Regions from separate parts of the Homo sapiens genome. Here region 1 is linked to region 2. The links are chromatin loops, found by intact Hi-C in ENCODE. Cell type or tissue: GM12878. All regions are shown on one strand. Each heading gives the region's core, and the rest is flanking DNA. Links, peaks and the distances in the headings are about the cores only. Region 1 overlaps DTNB (dystrobrevin beta). Region 2 has its middle 20 kb from the start of DNMT3A.

Region 1 (14,860 bases), core at 2,578-10,577, 91 kb before region 2:
CCATCAGTTCATGACAATCCCATTTTCCCAGTTGCTCATTCAGAACCCTTGATTCCTCTCATTCCCTTACATCCATCTCCACTTCCTGACTATGAGATCAACTGTATACAAAAACACCATGGAAATTTGTTCAAGATTCTGTTATTTCTTACGACCTCTGTTAAATGCTGTTTTCCTAGCCCACTCTTGTCTCTCACCTGGAAGATTGCAGTTGTTTTCTAATTGACTGCATCTTCCCCTGTTCTCTAGCAGTTTACTTTCTAGAGAGGAAATATCTTTTAATTTTTTTTAGAAACGAGGGTCTTGCTATGTTGCCCAAGCTGTTCTCTTAACTCCTGGGCTCAAGTGATCCTCCCACCTCGTCCTCCCAACGTGCTGGGATTACAGACATAAGCCACCACACCCGGCCTAATGATCTTATTAAAATATAAATAATATCAGGGCCGGGTGCGGTGATTCACACCTGTAATCCCAGCACTTTGGGAGGCCTAGGTGGGTGGATCACTTGAAGTCAGGAGTTCAAGACCATCCTGGCCACCATGGCAAAACCCTGTCTCTACTAAAAATACAAAAATTAGCTGGGCATGGTGGTACACGCCTGTAATCCCAGTTACTCAGGAGGCTGAGGCAGGAGAATCACTTGAACCCAGGAGGCTGAGGTTGCAGTGAGCCAAGGTCACGCCACTGCGCTCCAGCCTGGGCAACAGAGCGAGACTCCATCTCAAGAAATAAAATAAATAAAATAAAACCATATGTCACCTCTCAATAGCTTCTCATATCAGAGTAAAAGCTAAAATACTTATAATGGCCTACAAGAGAGTTGAAAGGGATAACGTCCGAAATGAAAAATTCAATGGATGGACTTACACTGAACTTAAAGACACGGTAATACTAATTACCCAGAGTGGAGCACCGAGAGGAAAATGACTGAAAACGAACTGAGCCTCTGGGACCTGTGGGATAATGTCAGGCAGTCTAACAGACGAGAGGGAGAAAAAATATTTAAGAAACATTTTTTCCCAACTTTTCAAAGAAATTTTTACATATTCATTAAAAACTATAAACCTACAAATACTTATAAACACAACAAACTGTATGCCAGGATAAACAAAGAGAAAACTATACCAAGGCACATCAGAATCAAATTGCTGAAAATCAGTGATGAATAAAACATTTAAAAAGCAGCTAGAGAAAAAAAAAAAAGACATATTACATACCTGAACCCAAGAGTTCAAGAACAGCCTGGGCAACAAAGTGAGACCCTGTCTCTACAAAAGATTTAAAAATTAGAGCTGGGCATGGTGGCTCATGCCTGTAATCCCAGCACTTTGGGAGGCCGAGGCAGGCGGATCACGAGGTCGGGAGATCGAGACCATCCTGGCTAACACGGTGAAACCCCGTCTCTACTAAAAATACAAAAAAGTTGGCCAGCCTTGGTGGCGGGCACCTGTAGTCCCAGTTAATCAGGAGGCTGAGGCAGGAGAATGGCGTGAACCCGGGAGGTAGAGCTTGCAGTGAACAGAGATTGCACCACTGCACTCCAGCCTGGGCGACAGAGCAAGACTCCATCTCAAAAATAAATAAATAAATAAATAAATATTAGCCGGGTGTGGGGGTACACACCTGTAGCCCCAGCTACTCTGGAGACTGAGGCAGGAGGATTGCTTCAGCCCAGGAGGTTGAGGCTGCATTGATCCATGATTGCACCATGGCACTCCAGCCTGGGTGACAGAGCAAGACCCTGCCTAAAAAAAAGACATGTTACGTACCAGGAAACAAAGATAAGAACAACTGTTGATTTCTCTCTCTCTTTTTTTTTTTTTAACTGTTGATTTCTCATTAACCCTTTTCCCATTTAGAAAAAAAGTACGGCTCGCTGCCAGTGCTCCTTTAATTTTACATAAACACGCTCTTTAAGGCTGAAGCAAAGCTGACTGATTTTCAATGTGAAAATAAAATACACAAACTGTTTTTGTAGTTATTTCTAAACAGAACTAACATCAGAATCATCTGAGTCATCAGAATCATCTATTTCGGAAAAAATTGATTCATTAAATGAATCTTCAGCCAGCCGTTTGAGAACGATGTTAATAATTAACATCAGCCAGGCATGGTGGCTCACACCTGTAATCCCAGCACTTTGGGAGGCAGAGGTGGGTGGATCACAAGGTCAAGAGATCGAGACCATCCTGGCCAACATGGTGAAACCTCATCTCTACTAAAAATACAAAAAATTAGCTGAGCATGGTGGCGTGCACCTGTAGTTCCAGCTACTTGGGAGGCTGAGGCAGGAGGATGGCTTGAACCCGGGAGGCAGAGGTTGCAGTGAGCTGAGATCACGCCACTGCACTCTAGCCTGGTGACAGAGTAATACTCTGTCTCAAAAAATAATAATAATAATTAACATCATGCACAGGAATGCTACGCTTTCTAAGCTTTGGCATTTTCAGCAATCAAGAATTACAGTATTTTGTAAATGGAAATACCACTACTAAGAATAGAATGCTATAAATAGAATGATGTCTTTTCTTTCCAAAGTCCGTGTACTAGAGTGATGAGAGAATAATAATAAAAGCGAGATATTTCATGGGAAAGTTATCTCAGGGTAAATGCTGTATCTGCAAGCGCTGCCAGTGAGTATTCTCGGGACAAATGGGAAAAGGATTAAAAGCAATGCAAGCCAGAAGAAAATGGAACGGTACCTTGAAAGCACTGAGAGGACTTATTTTTCTTCATTCTAAAATATACAGATTTTCTAGCTTTTTCCACTGAGAAGGCCTAGAATCGGTGAGCCTAGAACAGTGGGCACCCTAGCATCCTGACTGCAGTCTCTAAATACTCTTTGCCAGTAAACGGAACGAGGGATCCTTAGAAGGATGGTTCATTCCAAGTCTGGGACAGGATATATAACAAACAAAACTACAGGGCCAGGCACAGTGGCTCACACCTGTATTCTCAGCACACTGGGAGGCCAAGGTGGGTGGATCACCTGAGGTCAGGAGTTCGAGACCATCCTGGCCAACATGGTGAAACCCCGTCTCTACTAAAAATACAAAAATTAGCTGGGCGTGGTGGCGCACGCCTATAATCCCAGCTACACAGGAGACTGAGGCAGGAGAATCACTTGAACTTGGGAGGCGGAGGTTTCAGTGAGCTGAGATTGCACCACTGCACTCCAGCCTGGGTGACAGAGTGATACTCCGTCTCAAAAAAAGAAAAAAAAGAAAAAAAACTAGAGCATTTTATTGTGCTAGAAAGCAGGAAAGCTAATAAGGTCTAATGGTTATATCAAAAGAACACAAGAGCCTATTACAGGAGCTCCCACTGGCCAAAGGTAGGAGAGTTTGAGCTTCAGAAAGGTGACTGGGGCCGGGCGCAGTGGCTCACACCTGTAATCCCAGCACTTTGAGAAGCTGAGGCAGGGAGATCACTTGAGGTCAGGAGTTCAAGACCAGCCTGGCCAACAGAGGCGAAAACCCGTCTCTACTAAAAATACAAAAATTAGCTGGTGGTGCACGCCTGTAATCCCAGCTACTTGGGAGGCTGAGACAGGAGAATCGCTTGAACCCAGGAGGCAGAGGTTGCAGTGACCCGAGATCATGCCATTGCACTCTAGCCTGGGAGACAAAGCGAGACTCTGTCTCAAAAAAACAAAAAAACAAAAACAAAAAAAAACCCAGAAATGTATCAGTCACATACAAACATAAAAGAAACCTACCAGCCATTTGCAAAGTGGGGACTTTGTTTGGATCTTGACTTTAATTGTAAATGGACATTTTTTAAGATTTGAGGAAATTGGCAGATGGACTGGGATACTAAAATATTTTTGTCTGTGTTTTTAGGTGTGATAATGGTGTTAGGTTGTGTGAAATGTTTTTACTATCTGATAGATGTACAGGCTCAAGTATTCCCAGGTGAAATAATTGCCTGGGGTTTGCTTTTAGCCACTCGTCCCTGCACAAAATGTTGGAGGAATGAAAATTCGATTAGATAACATTGACAAAATGTTGACATTCATTCAAGTTTTGCTATGGGTACCTGAGGGGTAGTCATTAGATTACTCTATTTTATGCAAGTTTTAATATTTCTGTAGTAAAAAGTTAGAAGACCATGTGCTTAAGGACCTTTCATGTATCTATAAGAGAGAGCCTCACTCAGAGTATATAGTGTTGCCTTATAATTAGGCGCAGTTCTAATGAGTTTGGGATGGGTACCAGTTTTATGGGAGAAATAGACTGATGCTAAAGGCAGTATCCTTATAGAAATAAAAATGTTTAACTGGCAACATGAAGTAACACTGAAAATTCTTAGATGTACACAAAAGCTTATAAAAGCATAGCGCTAGGGGGTCATGTAGTGATATTTAGTAGATTGGCTGTGCCTCAGTTGTCTTGCCAGAAGGCATCTTCTAAAAAGTGCATCATCACAGAGCGCAGCACCCGAACAAAAGTGGTACATGCGGCTCCCCTGCCGACTCAACAGGTTCTTCCCAAGGGCTGTCATGTCAGTGGGCCAGCGCCACTCCTGAAGGACTGCTTTTGTTTAAAGGATTTGAGAGATGGATTCCTGAGGATCTAACACCATATTCCATTATGCATTGTGGGTTTTTTATTGTTTTCCTTATCATGATTTATTATTTTTTAAATTTTTCTTTGAAGTTTGCTCATTTTAATCCATGTTCATTTCTCCCTCTGTATGTGTTTGTGTCACGCTTGCTGTCTTTGCCTCCATTGTTCCTAGGTTACAGTATAGCCAGGATATACCCAGTCACTTGGCCGATGAGCATGCGCTGATAGCCTCCTATGTGGCCCGTCTGCAGCACTGTGCACGGTCAGTGGTGGTGCAGCAGCAGTGGGTAGCCACGGGTGATCAGAGGGAGGGAGAGCTTTGCTACCTGGGGTTGTCAGCTGGAAAAAAAACTGCATGTCAGGTTTTTCTTGAGCAGCTACCAGCTATGTTTGGCAGAGTTAAAATAGTTGCTAAGCATTAGCTTCTACAAGAGAGGGAGGCTTGCCAAGCCTGGGCGCTGACCTAAACATGGAGTCAGACATTCTCCTTTAAAGTGGGGTTCACTTCCTTCAGCTTACACTCAAAAAATATATAAACCTATGAGGGATCGCAGTACTCACAGAGGTATCTGATGCAACCTCTTCCTGTTCATTCTTACCTAACTAATGAAATCTTTCTATTGACATTCCAAGTTTAGAGTTGATCAACCCACAGATATCCCACTTTGTCTTATCTGGGGACTTTGATACTGTCACCCTATTACATCTTTACCACCCTTTATCTGTTAGCAGGAATCTGTCAGTGTTGATTATTTAAACCGGTGATTCCCAACAATGGTATTGGGTCACTGTCACCTGAGGGTCTTTTTCCAAATTATGTAGACCCTCTCATATTATAATAGTTACATGTATTATAATAGCTCCACATTCCCCTTACCCTGAAAACTACTGCGGTAGTGACTCACTGTTAATAAGAGAATGTGTCTGATTCTTCAGTGGTTTGGGATGGAAAAACGTTTGATAACTGCTAACTATAGCAAAGTTAATCCTTTTTTTAAAAGATTTAATACCGAAAAAAGTGGTATTACTTTCAGGTAGGTCCAAAGTCTCCTGCTCACTCCATGCCCACACCCACCACCATTCTTCAAGTAGGATGACAGGTAAAGTTTAAGCAATCTAAAGCCATCCTTCCCCTACATAACAGCAAAGAAGAATCACAGTGCCAAACAACTTGGAAAGCCATGCTTTGAGATTCTTGTTCTTAGAGAGAAAACCATAATTTATAAGCTGTACACATAACAGAGGCTGAAGCTTTAAATTTTGATCTTAGTTTTGCTTATAGCATGCCATGGCTCCTTGGGAGGGTCATCTGACCTTGCTGCTACTTCCCCTAATAACAGAAGAATAAATTAATAGTCAGTTGGGAAATATACATATGAAAAAGACTTTTAAATATTATACTTTATACCGTTTTCCATAGTTTTCCTGATATGACTAAATAGCATCACTATTCTGGGGTATTTATGTATCTCTAAAGCTTGGAGAAGTAGAGTTTTCTTTTCTTTTTTTTTTTTTTTGAGACAGAGTCTCACTGTGTCGTCCAGGTTGGAGCGCAGTGGTGCCATCTCAGCTCACTGCAAGCTCTGCCTCCCGGCTTCATGCCATTCTCCTGCCTCAACCTCCCGAGTAGCTGGGACCACAGGCGCTCATCACCACACCCAGCTAATTTTTTTGTATATTTTTAGTAGAGACGGGGTCTCACTGTGTTAGCCAGGATGGTCCCGATCTCCTGACCTCGTGATCCGCCGGCCTCAGCCTCCCAAAGTGCTGGGATTACAGGCATGAGCCACTACGCCCGGCTGAGAAGTAGGGTTTTCTAAGCTTCTAAATATGTTTAATAGGCTTACCCTCTAGGAGGGAAGGAAGGGCCTGATAATTGTGTGCACTGCATCACAGAGTGTCTCCTCATCCAACAGATGATTTCTTTGCACACTGTCCCAGCCTCTTGGTCTCTAGGAACAGAGTTGTTTCACCCTAGGCAAGACAAATTCTTTATTATCACTAAAGGCAATTGTCCAGAGTGAGCAAAAGTTTCCATGGTAAAAATAGCAGCAGAATGTTTGACAAGAGACTGTTACCTAGTAATTTAGCCCAATAAGATTTATGGTAGGTTTAGCTAAGGCCCTGAAGTCTCACCTTGGCTCCCTGAACAAAAATTGGTGGCTGGTAGCCCTGGGAGAACATGATGAGTGAGTGAGTACTACATGACTTCTTGATTAGTAATCTAAGAAGCTGAGCTTCATACTTCTTCCGAGAAGTCAGAACTTTTCTGGCTAACTAATTCTGAAAATGAAAGTCAATTCAAACAGAAGAATAAGGATCCTTTCTAATCATTGACCTTAAAACCTCTCATCAACACAAGCTTCTAGTTTCTGGCTAGAAAACATAGCCAATTAAAGCAGTCTGTCATCCACACTCATGTATAAATGACAAATAGGATCAACCTTCCTAAGGAGATAGAATGTGATTGAGAAAAAGGAGCTCTTTTGCACAGAAGAACCTATTGTATCCCTTGCCAGATAACAGAGGTCAGCCACTTTAGGCCCCACTTCTTCGGCTACCAATCCCTCCATAATATGATCCACTTGTATCGTTAAGCATTCATTTTTATTGTTTTTTTTTTAATTTAAAAGATAGTTCTCTTATTTCAGACAAATACCTTTAAAGCACAAATATTATAGTTTATCTCTCACCTTGGGGCCTTGACCCTAAAATATTAAAGCCGCCTAATAGTAGTCTGTTCTTATTACAAGATCATTTTTGAGAGGGTGATCATCCTGAAGATGGATATTTGCATGCTTAAAATTATAAAGTGTTGACAAATGTCATAGGCGAAGACTCGAAGCACTTAAAAAAAAATCCCAGAAGAAAGACTAAGTTAAGCTTAAAGACTTAGCCAAAGAGATAGAAAGATTAAAAAAAAAAAAACTAGAAAAAATATAGTTGATTCTACACATGAAAAGTTCAGACAGGTCTTTATTGATTTAGCCACACCCTTCCCAGATTCCCCTCAGTAATTATAACAAACTTCGATGAGTATTGAAGTCATGTCTTTAAATTTTTCTGTATGACTTGTCATACTGCCAAACTCTGATCAAGGGTTTTTGGAAACCCAAGAACATAGGGCCAAAGTGGAGGTAAGCCACAACAGCCACCTCTGGTCATTTAGTCAACATCATCACTGTCGTCTTAAAGCATCTGCCAGTCCTAAACAGAGAATTATATAGCCACAGTCCCTATTAATCTAGGACTGTCTTGATAAGGATAAATAGCATTTGGTATACTAAAGAAGTCATGTATTTCAGAATCAGAAGTTCCATATCAGCATCCCATATGCAGAGCCAGCCTATTACTCAAGAACCCTTCCCTCATCCAGATACCACATTGTCTGATAGCCTGTCTGAATGGGTCCTTAGATTTTTAGAGTATTGGTACTCTTGTTGAAAAGTAATGCATTAAACTAATTAACTCCAAGATGGGGCTATAGATGTAGAATGAGCATAGTAAAGGAAGAGAAAGGGGCATGAAAAGGGGAATATTTGATGTCATGGAATCTTTCCAGCTTTACAGTGTGTTTGGCCTGCCCTGGCAAGGCCAAACTTTTGCTTAGCCAGTGTTAAGTATATTTTTTCTCAGCCCTCTGTTTTTCATGATGCTTTAGTTTTCTCTTGGTCTTTTTGAATTTGAGATCAAGGTCTAAAAAGTCATCAGTTTTAAACATTTGGTTAGAAATCCCTGCCTCAGACTTTGTGGGTGCCCTGTGTTTTCTCAGGCCTTGCATTCAAAATGAAGTGCCCCTTTGATGGTGGAGGAGCAGCGGGGATGTGCTGCCAGTGAGGAATGACAAATGTGGCCTCCTCATTTCTCTAAATCCCCTTTTTTTCAGAAGACCATTAGTATCTATGACCCAGGCCTCTAGTTCTTTTATTACCATTCTTTTATGAGCTTTTCTTCCATCTGTTCTTTCTGAGAATGGAACAAGAATAAGGGATGTTTAATAGACACTTGTTGCATTTTTATTTCCTTGGCAGTGTTCTGGACAGTCCTAGCCGACTGGATGAGGAACACCGTCTTATAGCTCGCTATGCTGCCCGGCTGGCTGCAGAAGCAGGAAACGTGGTAAGTTAATGGAGGATCCCAGGAGAGTAGCAGAAATTAGCATTACTTTAATATGCAAATGGAAAGGGAATAGTAGACATGAAATTTAGGAGAACAGGTACCTCGGGGACACTTTCCACTTTTCCACATGCTAAGAGTAGAAGGAAACTTCCTCACCCTGATAAAGAACACCTACAAAAACCTACAGTTAAGATCACACCTACAGTTTAAATTTTGAAATATTTCCCCCTAATATTGGGAACAATTCAGAGATATCCACTTTCACCACCTCTATTCTAAATTATACTGGAGGACCTAATTAATGCAACAAGACAAGAAGAAAGGGGTATAAATATTGGAAAGACAGAAGTAAAGCAGTCTTTATTTGAAGATGACATGATTGTGCATATGAAGTCCTAAGAAATCTAAAAAAACACTAGTAGAACAGATAAGTAAATTTTATAGTATTGCTACAAGATATAAAGTGTATATCCCAGCACCTTGGGAGGCTGAGGCGGGCAGATCACTTGAGCTCAGGAGTTTGAGACCACCCTCTGGCAGCATAGTGAAATGCTGTCTCTATAAAAAATACAAAAATTAGCCAGGTGTGGTAGCACGCACCTGTAGTCCCAGATGCTGGGAAGGCTGAGGTGGGAAGATTAGTTGAGCCCGGGGAGGTCAAGGCTGCAGTGAGCCATGATTGTTCCACTGCACTCCAGCCTGGGCAACAGAGCAAGACCCTGTCTCACAAAAAGAAAAATACTATTTACTGTAGCATTAAAAATACCAAATACTTATGGATAAATTTAATGGAAGATGTTCAAGTCTGAAAACTGTAAAACATTGCTAAAAGAAATTAAAGAAAACCTAAATAAATGAAGAGGTATGCCATATTGATGGATTAAAAGATTTAATATTGTTAGGATGGCAGATTTTCCTAAATTGATCTATAGATTTAATACCAATTCAAATCTCAACAGGCTTTTTTATAGAAATTAGCAAACTGTTTTTAAAATGTATTTGGAGAACCAAAGGACCTAGAATAACCATAACAGTCTTGAAAAAGAAAAACAAAGTTGGCAGACTTAATCCTACTTGACATTAAGACTTACTATAAAGCTATAGTAATCAAGAAAGTAAGATACTGGCAAAAGGATGAACAAATAAATCAAAGGAACAGAATAGAGTATCCATAAAAGACACTCATGTGTAAGGTCAAATGACTTTCAACAAAGGTAAGAAGCAAATCAGTCAGAAAAGGAAACTCTTTCTATTTTTAACAAATGCTGTTGGAACAACTGGATATCTACACAGGGAAGAAAAGAATCTCAACCCCTGCCTCATACCATACAAATAAATCAATTTGAAATGTATCATAAACTTAAACATAAAAGCTAAAACCATAAAGCTACTAAAAGTATAGGAGAATAATTCTTCATTCTCTTAGGAAGAATAAAAATTCATTAGAGTTTATAGGGATCACAAACCATTTTAAAAATTGATAAATTAGACCCTATCAAATGTAAAATCTTTTGCTCATTAGAAGATACTATTCAAGGCAGGCGGGTCACAAGGTCAGGAGATCGAGACTATCCTGGCTAACACGGTGAAACCCCATATCTACTAAAAATACAAAAAATTAGCCGGGCGTGGCAGTGTGCGCCTGTAGTCCCAGCTACTTGGGAGGCTAAGGCAGGAGGATGGCATGAACCTGGGAGGTGGAGCTTGCAGTGAGCCAAGATCACGCCACTGTACTCCACCCTGGGTGACAGAGCGAGACTCTGTCAAAAAAAAAAAAAAGAAAAAGAAAAACAGACAAACCACTATCTGAAAGAAAATATTTGCAAAACATGTCTGACAAAGGACAGAATATATAAAGAATTCCTGCACCTCAGCAATAAAAAGACAAGCCTTTTTTAAAAAATGAGCAAAAGACTTGAACAGATATTCCACAAAGAAGATATGCCAGTGGCCAATAAGCACATGAAAATGTGCTTGATATCATTAATCATCAGGAAAATGCCAATGATACCACTGTATACCCACCAGAATGGCTACAATGAAAAAGTTGGATGATACCAAATGTTGGAGAGGATGTGGAGCAACCAGAAATCTCACCCTGTTGTTGGCGGGCCTATAAAATCATACAGCTACTTTGGAAAACTATTTGGCAGTTTCTTAAAGAAGCAAAATTTATACTATGACCCAGCAATTCTACTCTTAGATATTTATCCAAGAGAAATGAAAACATGTTCACAAAAAGCGTTGTACAAGAATGTTCATAGCAGTTCAATTCATAATAGCTGGAATAGCCCACGTAGTTATCAACAGAATAGATAAACAAGATGTGTTATATTCATACAATAGAATTGTCTCAACACAAAAAGGAATAACATTGATACATGCAACGACATTGGTGAATATCAAAAATATTATGAGTAGTAAAAGAAGCCAGACAAAAAAAGTACGTACTGTTTTTTTCTATGTGAAATTCTAGAATAGGCAAACTAACTTATCCTTTGCCATAAGTTAATCATCAACTCCTAATCATAATCAGATAAGAGGCTGTTTCTAGAAATGGAAATATTGAAGAGAGACGAGGAAACTTTCTGACTTGATAGAAATATTCCACATTTCAATAGGGGTGTGGGTTGCAGGAGTGTACATTTGTCAAAACGGATTAAATGAAATACTTTTTTTTTTTTTTTTTTTTGAGATGGAATCTTGCTCTGTCGCCCAGGTTGGAGTGCAATGTGGCACGATCTCAGCTCACTGCAAGCTCTGCCTCCTGGGTTCACACCATTCTCCTGCCTCAGCCTCCTGAGTAGCTGGGACTACAGGTGCCCGCCACCACGCCCGGCTAATTTTTTGTATTTTTAGTAGAGATGGGGTTTCACCGTGTTAGCCAGGATGGTCTCGATCTCCTGACCTCATGATCCGCCTGCCTCGGCCTCCCAAAGTGCTGGGATTACAGGCGTGAGCCACCGCGCCCGTCAATGGAATACTTAAGATCTAAGTATTATATCTCAATTAAAACAAAAAGGAACCAAGAATGTTGAATAAGGGTTTGATTGAAATAGGAAGTGGCTCCCCAGGGATTTGCAGTGTGTTTCCTGCAATTTTGAAATATTCATAATAAAATGTTTTCTCTTTTCCTTCTCCTTTTTCAATTCTTTACTTTCTTTGAGGAGTTATGTTCACATTAATATTCACCCACCCCCAACCAGCCACACACACTCATTTTATTCATTCAGCAAATACTTCTTTTGTTGCTGTACTGTGCCAGATTGGATACTATGGTGGACAAATGATTCCTGCCCTCATGGAACTAACAGTGTAGTGACAGAGACAAACATTAAACAAATAATCACACTACTAAACATAACTACAAATTATTATGTGCAGTGGAGGAAAAATGCAGGGAGCTGTGGAAGTGTAGAGCAGGTGCCTGATCTATTCTGGAGAGTAAGGGATAGCTTCTGTGAGAAAGTGTTACTTGAGTTGGGATCTGAAAATAAGTAGAAGAGAATTCAATTTCCTAGGAATTGAAAAGTAACTGAAAACCAAAGCAGGCCAAGAGCTACTGTTGCTGTCACTACTACTGCCACCCCTGCCCTGTGCTTGAATGTCAATTGTCAGGAATTTGTGTGGCAAAACCTCGGTTACGTGCAAAGTGAAGAGTTGGAAATGAGGTTCTCACATTAAGGTAGGCCCTTGAAGCATTATACCCTTGGTGAATATGTTGTATAAAAGATAACTAGGCCGGGCATGGTGGCTCACTCCTGTAATCCCAGGACTTTGGGAGGCCGAGGTGGGTGGATCACCTGAGGTAAGGAGTTCAAGACCAGCCTGGGCAACATGGTGAAACCCCGTCTCTACTAAAAATACAAAAAAAAATTAGCCAGGTGTGGTGGCATACGCCTGTAATCCCAGCTTCTTGGGAAACTGAGGCAGGAGAATCACTTGAGCCCAGGAGGCAGAGGTTGCAGTGAGCTGAGATCGCACCACTGTACTCCAGCCTGGGCAACAGAGCAAGACTCTTGTCTCAAAAAAAAAAAAAAAAAAAAAAGATAACTAGCTGCCAGCACACAGAAAAAGAAAGCTTATAGGTCTCCTGTTGCAGTGGAAGAAGTCGTCTCCTCTGGAAATTCAAAACCTTAGGCCTGTCTATACTTACTTTGGGTACATTTACATTACGTTATAGTTTGAGAATCACCAAGGTGAAATTTTAACATTAAAACTAACCCCAAGGCACCTGGTAGAAGCAGCACAGTATAAATTTCTGCTTACATTCTCAATTGAGACCTAACAGTGCTCCCACTGAAAGAGTCCAACTAAACTTGAACCCCTGTGCTGACTTTGCAAAATGAGACCCTCAATGGCTTTAGATATTAGAGTTATTGGCTATAAAATAGCTATGTTTAAGATTTCTAAAGACCTAAAAGAAGGAATTAAAAACCTGACAAAATACTGTCTTAAAAGAACAAAGTTGAAAACAAATCACATAGAAATTACAGATTTTTAAAACAAAAGTTATTGAAATTTAAAACTTGGTGGATGGGTTAAATGTCAGATTAGACACATGAATAGAGAATTAGTGAACTAGAAAATATATTTAAGAAAATTTTCCAAAACACAACACAGAAAGATGAAAAATCTGAAACAAGGTCTTCAGATATGGGAGATAGAGAACCAACAGTCATGTAACTGGAATTCCAAAAAAGAAAATAGAATTAGGGTTAAAAAATGTTTGAAGAATTAATGGCTAAGTTTCCAAAATGTGTTCAAGACATTCATTCTCAGATGAATATATCGCAATGAGTCCCCAGATACATAAATAAAAATAATTCTACAACTAGACATATCATAGTGAAACTACAGAATACAAAGATAGAATCCTCAGAAAGCAAACACATAAGACGTTACTTTATCTACAAGGGATTCACTACTAGATTTCTCCCCAGAAACAATACAACAATTTATAAAGGAAAAAAAAAATCCCTTTAAAAACAAAGCCAGATACAGTGGCTCACACCTGTAATCCCAGCACTTTGGGAGGCCAAGGTGGGCAGATTGCTTGAGCCCAGGAGTTCAAGACCAGTCTCAGCAACATAGTGAGACCTCGTCTCTACTAAAAGATGAAAAGTTAGAAAAAAAAAACAAAAATAGCCAGGTGTGGTGGCATGTGCCTGTAGTCACAGCTGCTTGGGAGGCTGACGTGGGAGAATTGCTTGAGCCCAGAAGTTCAAGGTTGCAGTGAACTGTGATCATGCCACTACACTCCAGGCTGGGCAACACAGCAAGACCCTGTCTCAAAAATTAAATAAAACAGTCGATTACATCCAATGTTACCAGTGTTTGTGAAAAAACCTTAAGAATTTTCCTTATAAAAACAGACGGTTGAATAGTATACCAAAAGGAACTAGATGAACTGTCAAAAGGAGAAATAAAGACCCTTTCTCACAAGGACAGAGAGGTCACAGTAAGATTCATCCTAAAAGAGTAATACTAATAGCTAGTATTTATTGAATATTTACTTTGTGCCAGTCATTATTCTAAGTGCTTTGCATGTATTAGCTAGTTTATTATTCAAAACGTTCTTGTTGAGGAAACTAAGCTTCAGAGAGATTAAAAAAAAAAAAAAAAAACTACCCAGGGTCACATGGTGTGCTAAGTGGCCAAGCTGGGACAGGGATACTGTCCTGTCTCCTAACTACTAAGATTTAACTACCGGAGGTTATAATTCGGGAGATAAGGAATTAAACCTAGATGCAAAGAGTGAGATGGAAGGAGGAATGAGCTGAAGCCAAAACAACAGAGTGTCCAAGCATTAACCAGGTAAAGAGAATGAAGTGTATGCCCAGCGGGGTATTTCAGCATATGTAAAGGCCCTGAGGCTGGAGGTCGCATGACCTGAAAGTTGACATTGTGGCTAGAATGCAGAGAACAATGCTGGAATGAAGTCAGACAGGCGGGCTCATGCAGGACCATATTAAACAAACCAGTACGTCCATTTTGGAAATGCGTACCAATTTATGTTTTATCTTCATAGGGAAATAGAGTTACGAAAGCTGCAAATGGGAATTCTTGCTTTGTTTCTCCCCCAAAAAGTAACTTATCCCTTTGAGTTTGTTTAGATTTCAAAATCCTTTCCTTGAAAATCTAATGTCAGCTCACGTATCTGACTCTAACAT
Region 2 (14,860 bases), core at 3,281-11,280:
CAGTGACTGATCTGCACTAATGTGGGCAAACAGAGGGCATCCTCCTCCTCTCTCTGCTTCTTTTCTTTGCAAAATTAGTGGGACAAATAGGTACAAGTTGCATGAAAATGAGATACAGTTCTTCATTTGCCATCCACACCAGGAGCACCAGGTCCCGGAGCCCAGCTGTGCATTAGATGTTGTCTCTGCAGCACAAGGTAGGAGGCTGCAGGATGTACCTGAGAAACGCAATCGCACAAAGCAATTGTTCAGCACCAAATATGGGGGACAGAAGAGTGCTAAGGGGAGAAGACTCCAACCATAAATAAATAAAATGGCAGCAAATTAGGAAATAACAGAAACCATACTGTCTCATGACGTCCATTCACTTGCTCATCACAGCCTATCCAAGGCTGCTTTCAGAGTTTCAGTGAGTTCTTCACTGTTCCCTACTCTTGTAAGCTCTTAAATATGCCTGCTCAGCTCCTCTTGCTTCTTTGTTTTTTAAAAACATACTAAAGGAACTATTTTTGCAGCAAAACCTTCCTCCTCGGATAAAACTTCACTTCACTGGCTCTGGCTTTTGAAGCCAGGCTTTCCCTCCTCCAAGCCAGCGCGCCTCCTCTGAGGTCCCTTTCAGTCTGGAGGCCTGTGGTGATGTCAGTGTGCCTCAGCTGTTTTCAATTAAACCCCTCGAGCTGAGCTGAATAAATGGCTTCAGCAAGCTGATTTTCCAAAGGGTCCACCTTATTTTGAACCAACATGTCAAAACAAAATCAATTCAACCTGAAACACATACAGTGCAAATAAATACATCTCTTCACAGATTTACCTTAAAAATTACAAGGGCAGGCTGGACACGGTGGCTCACGCCTGTAATCCCAGCACTTTGGGAGGCTGGGGCCCGTGGATCACCTAAGGTCAGGAGTTCGAGACCAGCCTGGCCAACATGGTGAAACTCCGCCTCTACTAAAAAATACAAACATTAGCCAGGCGTGGTGGCGGGCGCCTGTAATCCTAGCTACTTGGGAGGCTGAGGCAGGGAGAATTGCTTGAACCTGGGAAGTGGAGGTTGCAGTAAGCCAAGATCGTGCCACTGCATTCCAACCTGGATGGCAGTAAGCCAAGATCGTGCCACTGCATTCCAACCTGGATGACAGAATAAGACTCTGTCTTAAAAAAAAAAAAAAAAATTACAAGGGCAAAGCAAGATGCGAGGGCCTCTCCAGTCCCAGCCCCACAGCTCCCCTGGGGTGAGAAGGAGGGAGCTTTGATTTCAGTGTCCTCAAAGAAGGAGGCAAAGAAATGACAGCATAGCCCCGTGTCCTGGCCTCGGCATGGCTAAGACTGCTCCTGCCCGCCTCCTGCCCACCTCGGGCCCAGGACTAGGCCAGTTGAGGAGGAAGCATCACTTCACCTGCTGCCGCCTGTCTCCTTGGCCTGGTCCACCACAGCCGCCGGCCTGGTAGGTGCCCGTCCCTAAAGAAAGTCAGCTGCGGAGGCTAGAAGGGTGATACCTCTCAGCCCTGCACCAGGCTGAAATCCCCGCTCCCTGCCAAGTGCAGGGGTCCCCACGCTGACGCTGGCACTTGCTCCTGCCCCGTTTCATTTGCCAGCTTTGCTCTCTGGGAAGGGGCGCTCTGAGGGGAACCCTACCCGAGGGGCCAGGCCAGGATGGTTTGGACTAAGAGGTGGACGTTTTGGGTCTAAATTGGAGGGCAGAACAGAGGGTGGCCCAAAGTCTTATTTTGTTCAGCCCAGGAGGCGTTTTTAAGACAATTTAATGGGTTGCAAATGGTGAAATATCAGAAGATTTAACAGAAAAACCCAGATTTACAGTATCTCTGGAAAAGTTAGACTACCTGGCTCTACTGGTCCCACAATTCCCCCATGGCAACATGTCTGCTGAGACCCTCAGGCTCCCCCCACCGCCTGTAATCGCTGGCCATGCCTGTGTCAGGCAGCTGCTCCAGGGCGGCCATGGAACTGGCACTTTCCCAGCTCTGTGTGGGCATCGTTACATCCTCTGAAGCCCTGGCCAGAGAATGCCTTCCTGGGCCATTCTCAGGCAGCAGGCGACCTCCCTCTGACTCTAGAGAAGAATTAAGAACTGAGACAACTGGCTGGGCGTGATGGCTCGTGCCTGTAATCCTAGCACTTTGAGAGGCTGAGGCGGGTGGATCACCTGAGGTCAGGAGTTCGAGACCAGCCTGGCCAACATGGCAAAACCCCATCTCTACTAAAAATACAAAAATTAGCCAGGTGAGGTGGCGGGTGCCCGTAATCCCAGCTACTCAGGAGGCTGAGGCAGGAGAATCACTTGAACCCAGGAGGCAGAGGTTGCGGTGAGCCGGGATCGTGCCATTGCACTCTAGCCTGGGCTACAGAGCGAGACGCCATCTCAAAAAAAGAAAAGACAACTGAATTTCTGGGGAGCACAGATTTGTGGGAAAATGTCCACACTTACAATTATTCCATCCCCTTTTACCTTGTGGCTTCTGTGCAAAGCCACAGTTTTAGGACAGAAGATGCAGAGAGGGACCTCACTGCCGAGTCAGAGACGGTCCCCTAGGCCCCGGCCAGCTGCTTCCAATGTCTGCTGTCACTGCCTCTGCTCCCATCATTCAAGGCCGGGGGAACTCCAGTGGCAAAAGCCCCACACCCCCAATCTACATGTGGGTTACATTATTTTGTTCACCACTGGTCAGTGCAAAATTTGCATAGGTAATTCTCAAGTGCTGGTATTCCTGGCAGATGTGACACTGGGCCACCCCATAGTGATGGTGGGCCTGCCAATGACTGTCCAGGATGGCCTGGGGCTATAAGTAGGAAAGGAGAAGTTTTAGAGAAACAAGGAACTGAGGCAGAGTAGAGAGAAGCCCCTTCAACATAGGCAGAGTTGTGAAGTTAGTACCCACCCCGCCCAGTCACACGGGGCCTTGAACCCAAGAGTTGTTTTTTTTTTGTTTTTGTTTTTGTTTTTTGAGACAGCATCTTGCTCTGTCACCCAGGCTCAAGTGCAATGGCGTGATCATGGCTCACTGCAGCCTTGACTTCCCGGACTCAAGCAATCTTCCCATCTCAGCCTCCCAAGTATTAATAGCTGGGACTGTAAGCAAATGCCGCCATGCCTGGCTAGCTTTTTTTTCTTTTCTTTTCTTTTTTTTGTTTAAGATGGAGTCCAAAATCAGGACGCTAACAGCTGGATTTTTTTGAGATCCAGCCCAGGCTGGAGTGCAGTGGCATGATCTTGGCTCACTGCAACCTCTGCCTCCTGGGTTTTAACGATTCTTCTGCCTCAGCCTCCCGAGTAGCTGGGACTACAGGTGTGCGTCACCATGCCCAGCTAATTTTTGTATTTTTAGTAGAGATGGGGTTTCACCATATTGGCCAGGCCGGTCTCGAACTCCTGACCTCGTGGTCTACCTGCCTCGGCCTCCCAAAGTGCTAGGATTACAGGCCTGAGCGACTGCACCCAGCCTTTTTTTTTTTCTTTTTTTCTTTTTTTCTTTTTTTAAATAGAGACAGGGTTTTGCCATATTGCCCAGGCTGAGCTCAAGCAAGGGGCTTGTCTCAAACTCTTGGGCCCACCTTGGCCTCCCAAAGTGCTGGGATTACAGTTGAGCCTCCGCACCTGGCTCCTCTGAGCTTTTTAACATGCTCTTCTTGTCTTCCTGAACCAACTATAAGGTCCCTAAAGTCAGGGATAGTGATATACACCTTCGAGTCCCTCAAAATGTGCGAATACTATGTTCTCCAAGATCCCTGGTAACTAAAATGAGTGCTTGTGGACAAATACCTAACACGCAAATGATTTACTAAATATATAGAGAGATAATGCAGGTAATTAAATTTCTGCCTGTTAACCAACACACATGAAATGCTAGGATAGTGTCTGAACAAAGTTTACAAATAATAGTACTATTTTATTGCTTTAAAAAAATCCACCTGTCTTCCTGAATGACGCACCACCCACCCCACCCCAGCCCAAAGCTAAAGCATCCTGGACAAGTTCTTATGCAAAGGAGCAGGCCTGTCTCAGGCCTCTAGAAGAGTCGGCTCCTGCCTGGAGGCACTTCCTGGCTAGGTGGGAGACAGTCCAATCACCATGGCCCACAGGAAGCAATAGCTCACTCTGTGCCAGTTACCGCTGAGGGTATTCCTGCTCGGGAACACCCAAATGAGGTATAAACTTTCCCCCAGACACTTGAAACTTGAAAACTTCCCACCAACCTGAAACACGGGAGCAGGAGCTAGAAGACAGGGTGCTGGCACACGGTGGGTGCCAGTTCCCACCAGCCTGAAACATGGGAGAAGGAGCTAAAAGACAGTGCTGGCACACAATGGGTGCCAATTCTGAATGGCAAATGACTAATGTATTGTGACCCGGAGGGTGTGCTGGCCTGGAAATGAAGCTTATGTTAGAACCTAACGATTGTGCAGACTGGCCCTGGAATGGGGAAAAGACTGCTTTTTAGTGTGGTTAATGAATACGTGTTTTAAGGCGATGCCGAGGGTGTCCATCTGTAGAGAAAACTTGGAGAGGCTAACGAGGATGGGAAAGCTTGCACAGTCACTAAGAGGGGATCTGAGGTGTGGGTCCAGGACCCATGATTGTCTGGTGTGCCCGCTGCCCACCCAGCTGCCTGGGAAAGACTGGGCGCCTGTGTCCCAGCCTCTGGTTATTGTCTGAGGGCTCCCAACCCCGCTCCAACTCCCACGTCCTGCTTGTCTCTTGCTCAGCTCTGTCTGTGCTCCACCCTCAGCTCACCTGCCCATTGACGTGACCTGCCCAGCTCCCAGGAGCATTTATATGTGTGACTCCTGCCCTCTGCTCCAACCTTGGTCCCTAAGTCATCCAGTCCTGCTGGGGTGCCTCCAGCTGCCCCGGGCTTCCTCCATGATCTCCCTAGACCTGGTCTAAATCTGTCACCTCTTGCCTCAATTTGCCCTTTTGAATCTTCTCCCTTTCCTTTTTCTGCGAGTCTGCACCCTGCTGGCCCCTTGCTAAGTCTCCTCCTTCTGTCCCTGTCTTTGCTCCCAAGGGTCCTCACCAGCGAGGGTTCTGCCTTCTTCTCTGGAGTTGTCTCATCCTCCCTGTTTCTTGGAGGCCTGTCTGGGGCCCTGCTTCTCAGGGAGGTACCTGAGGGTTCCTGGGATCCCTGGGGACCATGCCTTCCTGGACAGCTATAGGGTTCAATGGAAAAGCATGGGTTCTGGAGGGCAGGCACACCTTCATTTGAATCCTGACGCTGCTCCTTTCTAGAGTGACCTCAGGTCACTGCCTTATTCTCTGCATCTATAAAATGAAGATAATTCCAACCTATTTAGTTGTTCTAAGGATTATATTAAAATGTGTAAGAGACCTGGAGCAGGGCTGAGCACATAGCAAATGAGTAATAATGGTTGCTTTCCTTTCTTCCTCTGACACTAGTGTCTGCACCATCCACTGGGCACTGTGGGTCAAGCCACACTGAGCCGCACTGGCCAGACCCTACCTGGACTCATAGGCGAGAGGCTACAGTGATGGGGACAAGGGAACCTGGTACTGCCAGGGCCCAAGCCCCACGCCCGGTGCCAGGTGGCTGAGGATCTCCCCAGGCCTGGCACGGGTGCTCAGGCTTGGGGCGCTGATTTGTCTCCCCTGCCCAGACATGTAAAGGGCCACTTAAGGAGGTCGAGGGGTGGAGTCCAGGGCCCTGAGCCAAATCTCTGCCCAGGCTGTAGCCCTCAAGTCATGGGAAAATCTGCTTCTGGGGTGGAGGCTGGTCTTGGAATGGCAGGTAAGGAGCAGGACAGGATGGGGAGGACCACCTCGCAGACCTCACTCTCACCACCAGGTATACACACACTTGTGACTTGCTTGCCCCCTCAGTGGGTGAGCAGTTTCTTCAAGCCCTTGAAACGCCAAGGTCTTGTCACAGTTTTCTCCCGGGGCAAAGGGGCTACTTTCCCCTACACTAAAGAGAGCCCTCTCCGAACAATTTATTCTTTGCCAGAGATACTGGGCTCTGTGCAGGCTCCTAGAGGGAGCTTTCTCTACCGATCAAGAAGCATCTGCTTCCCTTATTCACTTAGCAAAAATTTCTTCTTTTTTTTTTTTTTTTTTTTTTTTTTTTTTTTTTTTTTTTTGCGGCGGAGTCTCACTCTGTCTCCCAGGCTGGAGTACAGTAGTATGATCGGCTCACCACAACCTCTGCCTCCCAGATTCAAGCCATTCTCCTGCCTCAGCCTCCCGAGTAGCTGGGATTACAGGCGCCTGCCACCATGCCCGGCTAATTTTTATATTTTGAGTAGAGACGGGGTTTCAGCATGTTGGCCAGGCTGGTCTTGAACTCCTGACCTCGTGATCCACCCGCCTCAGCCTCCCAAAGTGCTAAAATTACAGTCGTGAGCCACCGCGCCTGGCCCCAGAGATGGCTTTCTGTCCTGAGCAAGAAGGAAATATTCTGGAAGTTATACTTTCCAATGCTTTCCTCCCCACCAACCGGACAAAAGGCCAGGGGCCCACTCCAGCTGCCCTAGGGAATCCCCCAACATCTCACCTCTCCTTAGCTCCTCTGGGCTTCTGCAGTGACATCAGTGTGACTTCAGCACTGCGCTTTTTGAGCTAGCGGCTCTGCTCCGCTGCCCTCGGGCCCCACTTCCTCTAAATTCCCCGTTCCTCTCCCCGTGGCTCCACTTCTTCTTCGGGGCCGTGGCAGCGTTCTTCAATGTTCCCCGTGCACAGCCTGGATCCTGGCTGCCGCCTGTCCTACCTGTCCACGAGCTCCCCCTCTTTTTTTCCTCACTCTTGACTCAGAGAAACCCCACCCAATGCCTGCCAGATAGCGGAAGCTTAACAATCAGTTGTTAGATGTGCAAATAAAATACAGCCACAGATCGTTATATTGGTAACACAAACACAACATTCAGAGACCAAGAAAATGAAAAAGGGAGGTCTAGAAGGTCCTCACCTTCGTTCTTTTGTAAATAACGATGTCTTTATTATCAACAGGTCCCACCAAGGATTTTCCTGGTGTGTAAATTTATGAGGTGTCTTATAAAGGAATGACAAATGGAAAACACAGTTCATTATACACTTAACAAATTGCCTTTATTAAAAAAACAAAAACCAGGAAATCAGGATTGTCCTTGAGGAGTGAACACACCCAGGGGCCATGCCCCAAATGTTCTTTCTGTGTCAAGTGAGCCAACCCCGTCCCCTCTGTCCCATTCCCACACACACGTTTCCTCTTGCGCAGCTCAGGCACCGGGACTGGGTCCCCTCCCTAGCCCTGCCGGGAAGGAGAAAAGAAAGCGAGACTGAGCCCAGCCAATCAACAGTCAGCATTTCTGAAGCTCCTCCCCAAATACAAATATGCGCTCCGCCCCCGCTAGCGCCACCTGGAGGGTGAAGAGCGAAATGCGGCGACTGCACTGGGTCCTCGGCCTGGCGGAGCCGCCCACTTCGCTGGTTTTTGCAGCCGATGGAGACCCGGACTCCGCTCCGAAACCTGCTGACCGCGGTGGGGTTATTCGGAGCGGAGCCGCCGAGGGGCTGTCGAGCGCTTTTGAATCTGTTTACTTGAAATGACTTTCCCCACAACTTTCCCTGATTTCTATTCCCACTTGACCAAAAGAATGAGTTTGATGTGGAAAAGTGGCCAGAAAAGTGGCAATAGTGGTGTTAGGTGCTCAATGGCATCTCTTTGGGCTCAGCCTCCATTAAGCAAAGTAGATGCCTGGGGTGGGGAGGTGGCACCCTTTTTCCGGATCCCCAGTCAGTGGGGCAGGGGCTTCGGACACTGTCCCCACAGCTGGACTAGTGGCCCAGAGATCCTAGAAGGGACCCAGCCTTCCCGCGCTGCACCCAGACCTCCGGGGTGTGACCGCCAAGCTGTCCTGGCTCCCCTGCTCAGTGGCCTGATGGGGGTCTCAGTCCCGCACTCCCTCGTGGGGTCGGGGCACTAAAACAATCATTTTTTCAGGCCATGCTCCTTGATCCTAATTTAAAAGGCGGCCTGGCCGGACGCGGTGGCTCATATCTGTAGCTCCAGCACAGAGTTGGAGGCCAAGGCAGGCGGATCACCTGAGATAAGGAGTTTGAGGCCAGCCTGGCCAACATGGTGAGACCCCCGTCTCTACTAAAAATACAAAAATCACCCGGGTGTGGTGGCACGTGCCCGTAGTCCCAGCTACTTGGCAGGCTGAGGCAAGAGAATCGCTTGAACCCGGGAGGCGGAGGTTGCAGTAAGCCAAGATCATGCCACTGCACTCCAGCCTAGGCGACAGAGTGGGACTCTGTCTCAAAAAAAAAAAAAAATTAGCTGGGTATGATGGTGCAGTCTGTAATCCCAGCTACTCGGGAGGCTGAGGCAGGAGAATCGCTTGAACCCGGGAGGCGGAGGTTACAGTAAGCTGAGATCACGCCACTGTACTCCAGCCTGGGTGACACAGCAAGACTCTGAGACTCCATCTCAAAAAAAAAAAAAAAAAGGAGGCCTGGGAAGGATCCCCTCTGAGACATGGAAGACTTGCTTGACTCAAGGTGGGTTTTTTCCTTGAGTCCCTCAGTAGCCCTCAGGACAGTCCCTCAGGTGCCACCTGCCCTCCCCTGCAGGAGAGGTTTGTTCTGGGAGGAGAAGCCCAGACAGGCACGGGTGGCGGGAGGGCAGGTGGGCATCTGCCCCCAACAGGCCTCTCTGCTTTGGGAAGCCCAGGTGCCCTCGGGACCCTTGAGAAAGGAAAGGTGGCGGGGAGAGAGGAGGGCAGGATGAGTTTTTTTTTATTGACCACCTACTATATGCCATATGCTATGTAGATTTCTGACCACGACAGCGGCCTCCTAACAAAGGCCCAAGAAAGCTGACTTTAAAATTACATTTACATGCCCTTGAATAGCATATATTAATTTTACACAAAGGAGAATATGCCTTTAGGCTGTTTTCCTTTTTCTTTCTTTTCTGTGGCCAAAAAAAAAAAAAAAAAAAAAAAAAGTGGGAGGGGGGTTGATGGGCTTAGGACAGAAAGGAAGAGGTATGCCACCAAAATCACCTGAGAAGAGAAGGGGGGGCTGGGGGTGGGGGTGGCCTGAGAGAAGGACAGACCCTGGCCTCTCCCAGTGGATAAGGAAGAATCTTGCTCTAGCAACTTCAAGATGGTTTGCCTGGTCAAGGAGGGGAAGGGACAGGGCGAGTCCATGGGCCCTGCTCAGGGCTGGCTGCTGGGAAAGGAAGGTCTGTGTCAGTCATGGAATCCAGGAAATCTGCCAAGTTTAAGGCTCAAGGGGGATGGGGGAGCCACCTTTTCTAGGGCCACTATGGGTGGTCTTGGGGCCCTCAGAGGACTTGCTTCTTGGGCACCTGAGTTAGACCTGGCAGAACCAGCAGACACCTTAGGACCTAAGATGGGCCCTCCCTGCCACTCTCTGGGCAAGAGCCCCAAGCCCATATCTCCAGGGTCTGTGTGGAGGGCACTGCTGGGCCCCTGAGAAGTGCAGAAGGTCAGGCTTTCCTGCCCTGGCTTAGCAAAACACCCGGCCTCCATCTCCCCCATTGTTCCCTTGTCCCCACGAACATGCTAGCCCAGTTCTGCTCAGGAAAATCAGCCCCCGCAGCCCAGGTTCTTGCACCTTCCTGTCCTGAACTTCTTTGTCCCTGTCTACTCCTCTCCCCACTGTTCACAGCCCCCAACCTCCCAGGGGCCCACATTCAGCTCCTGAAATTCATTAAGTGTGGCAAGGAAAGGTCTCCACTCAAGAGATTTCAAGATGTCTGGGGACAGGCAGGTTTTCCAAATGACCCTGGAGGCCGGGTGCTTGGGACGCAGTGAGAGGGAGGGGACAGCAAGGGGAGGGCTGGGTTAGATCTGCTCAGGGACAGAGCTGTGAGCCAGTACCCAGCCTGGCAGCAGGTGGGCTGGGTGACAAGCCCTCGGCCTCAGCCAGTCTCTAGCACAAGAGAGCCCCGGGCCCCCTGGGAAATTCTGTGTGGACAGAGGGTGAGGTGAGAGTCCTGGTCTGGCCCTGGCTCTGCCGCTGGCTTGCTCAGAGCCCCCTCGGGACCTCAGCAGCCTCATCCTTAAAATGGACAAAACAAGGGCTGGGGCCAGGTGCAGTTGCTCACACCTGTAATCCCAGCACTTTGGGAGGCCGAGGCCGGCAGATCTTGAGGTCAGGAGTTCCAGACCAGCCTTATCAACATGATGAAACCCCATCTCTACTAAAAATACAAAAGATCAGCCAGGCATGATGGAGCGTGCCTGTAATCCCAGCTACTCGGGAGGCTGAGGCATGAGAATCGCTTGAACCCAGGAGGCGGAGGTTTTAGTGAGCCGAGATTGCACTATTGCACTCCAGCCTGGGCAACAGCACGAGACTCCATCTAAAAAAAAAAAACAAAAAAACAAAAAAACAAGGGCTGGCCTGTCTGCCTCCGGGTTTGTGACTAGGATCTCATGAGAGCTCTGTCTGAAAGGGGAATTTCCCCTGTCTTCTGTGAAATGAGGAATGGAGAGAAGCAGGGAAGGCAGGCAGTTCATGTCAGCTAAGGCTGTGGAGTACTCGCTATGTGTGGGCTCAGTACCAGGCACTCAGCACCCTCTCATTTAATTCTCCCAACAACCCCGCAAGCCAGGCATGATCAACAAGAGCACAACATCTGGCGAGTGGGCAAGCTGGCACGAGAATCCACAGCTCCCAATGCGAAGCCCCTGCCCTTTACCCAGTGCCACTCTGGGACAGATGTTCCCCTGAAGGACACCCTCTGGGGTGGGGAAAATGCCCTCACTGGAAGCCTGGAAGTTTAGTGCTTGGCCCCAGCTGGCTGAGTGGACTTAGGGAACTGACTTAACACCTCTGCCCTCCATGCCGTCCTTTGTCTGAGAGGAGGTTTACTCTCTGGGAGTCACTTTTATGATCCCAGCCCTGATCCTTTGTTGGGTTAGAAAAGGAATGAAAATGCAAATGGGCGTTAGACCTGGAGCCAGGGGCCAGGGCCCTGGCATGGGCCTCAGGACTATTGCCCTGCTTTTGAGCATCCCTACATGTGGCCTGGGCCTAGCCACCCCAGGAGACAGGCAGGAGCCTGTTACAAGCCCATGTGTCAGAAAACTAAGGTCAAGTGAAGAAACACGACGTCTCAGGGTCCAAGAGCAAATTAGAGGCAGAGCCAGGGTTGGAATCCAGGTCTTCCAGCTCTTAGCCCAGCTGCCCGGCTCAGGCCCCAGCTTGGAACAGAGGGGGAAGAACAGGAAAAAGGGGCTGTGGCCTTCTCTGAAAGCTCCAGGGGAGGACCAATGTCCTTGCCTTTGCCAGCTTCTAGAAGCACCCACATTCCTTGGCTTGTGGCTCCCTCCTCCATCTTCAAAGCCAGACATAATGCGTTGAGGCCTTCTCATGTTGCATTGCCCTGACACTGACTCTTCCATCTCCCTCTCCCACTTTTTTTTTTCTTTTTTTTTCTGAGATGGAGCCTTGCTCTGTTGCCCAGGCTGGAGTGCAGTGGTGTGATCTCAGCTCACTGCAACCTCCACCTCCCTGGTTCAAGTGATTCTCATGCCTCAGCCTCCCGAGTAGCTGGGATTACAGGCATGTGCCATCATACCTGGCTAATGTTTGTATTTTTAGTAGAGACGGGGTTTCGCCCTGTTGACCAAGCTGGTCTCAAACTCCTGACCTCATGTGATCCACCTGCCTCGGCCTCCAAAGTGCTGGGATTACAGGCATGAGCCACTGCACCCGGCCCTCCCTCTCCCGCTTCTAAGGATGCTTGTGATGACATTGGACACACCCTGATAATCCAGAATAATCCCCCCAACTCTAGGTCAGCTATTAGCAACCTTAATTCCATCTGCAACCTTAATTCCCCTTGCCATGTGGCCTGACAAATTCACAAGTTCCAGCAATTTGGACATGGACATCTTTCAGGTGCCACTATTCTGTCTATCATATGCCCCTCGTCCCAAAGGGTATATATTAGGTTGTTCTGACATTGCTATAAAGAAATACTTGGCCAGGGCCGGGTGCAGTGGCTCACGCCTGTAATCCCAGCGCTTTGGGAGGCCAAGGCGGGCAGATCACCAGGTCAGGAGATAGAGACCATCCTGGCGAACCCTGTGAAACCCCGTCTCTACTAAAAATACAGAAAAATTAGCCAGGCATGGTGGCAGGCGCCTGTAGTTCCAGCTACTCAGGAGGCTGAGGCAGGAGAATGGCATGAACCTGAGGGGTAGAGCTTGCAGTGAGCAGAGGTCACGCCACTGCACTCTGGCCTGGGCAACAGAGCAAGACTCTGTCATAAAAAAAAAAAAAAAAAAAGAAAGAAAGAAATACTTGGCCAGGCATGGTGGCTCATGCCTGTAATCCCAGCACTTTGGGAAGCCGAGGCAGGCAGATCACTTGAGGTCAGGAGTTCGAGACCAGCCTGGTCAACATGGTGAAACCCCGTCTCTACTAAAAATACAAAAATCAGCCAGGCATGATGGCAGACACCTGTAATCCCAGCTAGTCAGGAGGCTGAGGCAGGAGGATTGCTTGAAGCCAGGAGGCAGAGGTTGCAGTGAGCCGAGATCGCGCCATTGCACTCCAGCCTGGGTGACGGAGTGAAACTCCGTCTCAAAAACAAACAAACAAAAAAACACACAAAAAAACTTGAGACTGGGTGATTTCTAAAGAAAAGAGTTTTGATGGGCTCATAGTTCTGCAGGCTTTATAGGAAGCATGATGATGGCATCTGCTTGGCTTCCAGGGAGGCCTCAGGAAGTTTCCAATCATGATGGAAGGCAAAGGAAGAGCAGGCAGGTAGCAAAAGCAGGAACAAGAGAGTGAGAGTGTGCTCCCACACTTTGTGAGAGATGCTATGTGTCACTTTTAAATGACCAAATCTCATAAGAACTTACTAACACATGGACGGCACCAAGGGGATGGCGTTAAACCATTCACAAGAAATCCAGCCCAGTGATCCAAGCACCTCCCATGCAAAGGATTACAGTTCGACATGAGATTTGGGCAGAGACAAATATCAGGGGACTTCTAAAAACTGACATCAGGGGACTTCTAAAAAGGTGCATGTCTTTTACCTGCCGTGGGTTGAGATTTGTACCTGCCATCCTCCTCTGTTCCTCCCTCAAGTCTCTGTCCAGCCGCAGCCTCAGCCTTTGAGGATTTCCCCTGCATCCCACTTCCTGCCTCCTGAGCATGCCCCGGAAATGTTCCCTGGGGAGTGTCGGCTCCTGGTGGGAAGGCCCTGGTGCCCACCTTCCTGGTGCCTCTCTGTCCTTCTGTCCCTCCCACAAGGGGACCTATGGCCCTGCAGCTGCAGGGGGACAGGAGAACAGGCCCAGGGTGCTGGCCAGGCTCAGAGGGGGAGGCCCTCAGGGAAAGGGGAGTCTCCTTCCCCAGATGGATCCAGGGGGCTGCTGGCTGCTGGTGGGGGCAGCTGAGAAGGGCCCAGAAATGTCTATGGAATTGCTTCCCCTCCTCCCACGTCCTGAAGAGGTTTCCGTGTCCCGATGGCAGTGCCGGCTGGTAAGATGGGGAAGGTGAGCCAGGCTGTGTACATGGGCTGCTGGAGGGGCATTTTGCTGCTGTGTATTATTGTTTTATTCCCGGCACTGCTGGGGGTGGTGGGAGTGAACCCAGGCAAATGACTGAGCCAGGCTCTTCTGGGAACCGGCAGGAGGCCCTGAGTGTGTCCATGTCTCCCTGTGGTGCTGGGACAGCTGGGATTCGGGCTGGGATTCTGTCCTCACACTCTCGGACAGTCTGCTCTGGGCTGCCTGGGGTAGTCTTAGGTCGGGTCCAGCCCCCTTGCCTTTGCTCCTGTGGTGGGCAGCTTCTAAAATGGCTTCCTGGTATCTGGATCCTTGTAATCCCCTCCACTTCAGTGTGGGCTGGTTCTAGTGACTGGCTATTAACGGAGAGAACAGCGCAAATGCCTCCAAGATTTGGTTATGAAAGTTCGTCTCTTCGCTTGCCACACACTCTCTCGCTCTCTCCTCCTTCCTCTCTGGTGAGGCCAGCTGCCATCTTGGGAGCGTCCTGTGGAGAGGCCCACGTGGCAAGGAGCTGAGGGCAGCCTCTGGCCAATAGCCAGCATTGAATTGAAGCCCTCAGTCCACCAACCTGTGAGGAACTAGATTCTGTCAACAACAACCATGTGAGTGAGGCTGGAAGTGGATCCTTCCCCATCAAACCTTGAGATGACAGCAGCCGGACACCTTGATTGCAGTCTGTGAGAGAGCCTGAGCCTGAGGACCCCAGCAAGCCACTCACAGATTCCTGACCCATGGAAACAGAGAGACAATACGTGTTGTTTCAGCCGCTAAGATATGGGCTAACTTGTTATGCGCTGTAGATAACAAATGCACTCCTTCCTCCCTGACCTCTTGCCTCGGAAATACTGAGTCCCTTTGTCTTTGGCCTTCATTCATTCATCTGGCTCGCCCTGCCTCCCTGAGCCCCCTTCTCTCTCCTTTGTTGTCATCTCTTCCAGCCCCAGGTTGTAGCCTACCCCCGAACCTCTGGTCTCCACACTCCCCGGAGAGCCCATCCCTTCATGGCTGCAGTGTGAGTAGTGTCACACCGATGGCGCTGTTCCTCGAGTTATTCTCCACTCCATCCGCTCCTCTAAATTCAGTTACACTTCTCCTCTGGCCCCTGAATATACGTTTGATCTGGATGCTCCTAGAACAATGCAAATCAGTTGCTACGTCCCTCCTCATCTGTTTTCAGTCAGCAATAGATGTTCCCTTTGTGGTTTTTTGTTTGTTTGGAGATAAAGTCTTGCTCTGTCACCCAGGCTGGAGTGCAGTGGCGCAATCTTGGCTCACTGCAACCTCCGCCTCCCAGGTTCAAGTGATTCTCCTGTCTCAGCCTCCCGAGTAGCTGGGACTACAGGCA

The links. Peaks named below come from ENCODE experiments on the same cell type or tissue, not always from the same donor. Only the 100,000 strongest peaks of a DNase experiment are listed, where the experiment ranks them.
Region 1: it touches region 2 in a loop (7-fold over the local background); 3 of 110 quality-filtered maps call a loop at or near these places.

What each region holds. Positions count from the first base shown.
Region 1 is chr2:25,445,375-25,460,234 of GRCh38, reverse strand. It overlaps DTNB (dystrobrevin beta), which reads left to right. Exons shown (of 21, transcript NM_021907.5): 11 at 4,741-4,830; 12 at 8,600-8,687. Among named protein-coding and RNA genes, the nearest start is that of DTNB-AS1, 32 kb to the right of the region's middle. RefSeq lists an enhancer at 6,983-7,042. In GM12878, for the core only: no CTCF peak of the experiment used is centred there; a DNase peak (open chromatin) is centred at 6,864; H3K27ac peaks cover 1,246 bases.
Region 2 is chr2:25,354,617-25,369,476 of GRCh38, reverse strand. No RefSeq gene overlaps it. Among named protein-coding and RNA genes, the nearest start is that of DNMT3A, 20 kb to the right of the region's middle. RefSeq lists enhancers at 6,735-6,784, 6,835-6,934, 7,205-7,284, 10,502-11,037, 12,911-13,411. In GM12878, for the core only: a CTCF peak has its summit at 7,373 (motif pointing left); DNase peaks (open chromatin) are centred at 6,626 and 7,276; H3K4me3 peaks cover 1,065 bases; H3K27ac peaks cover 1,500 bases.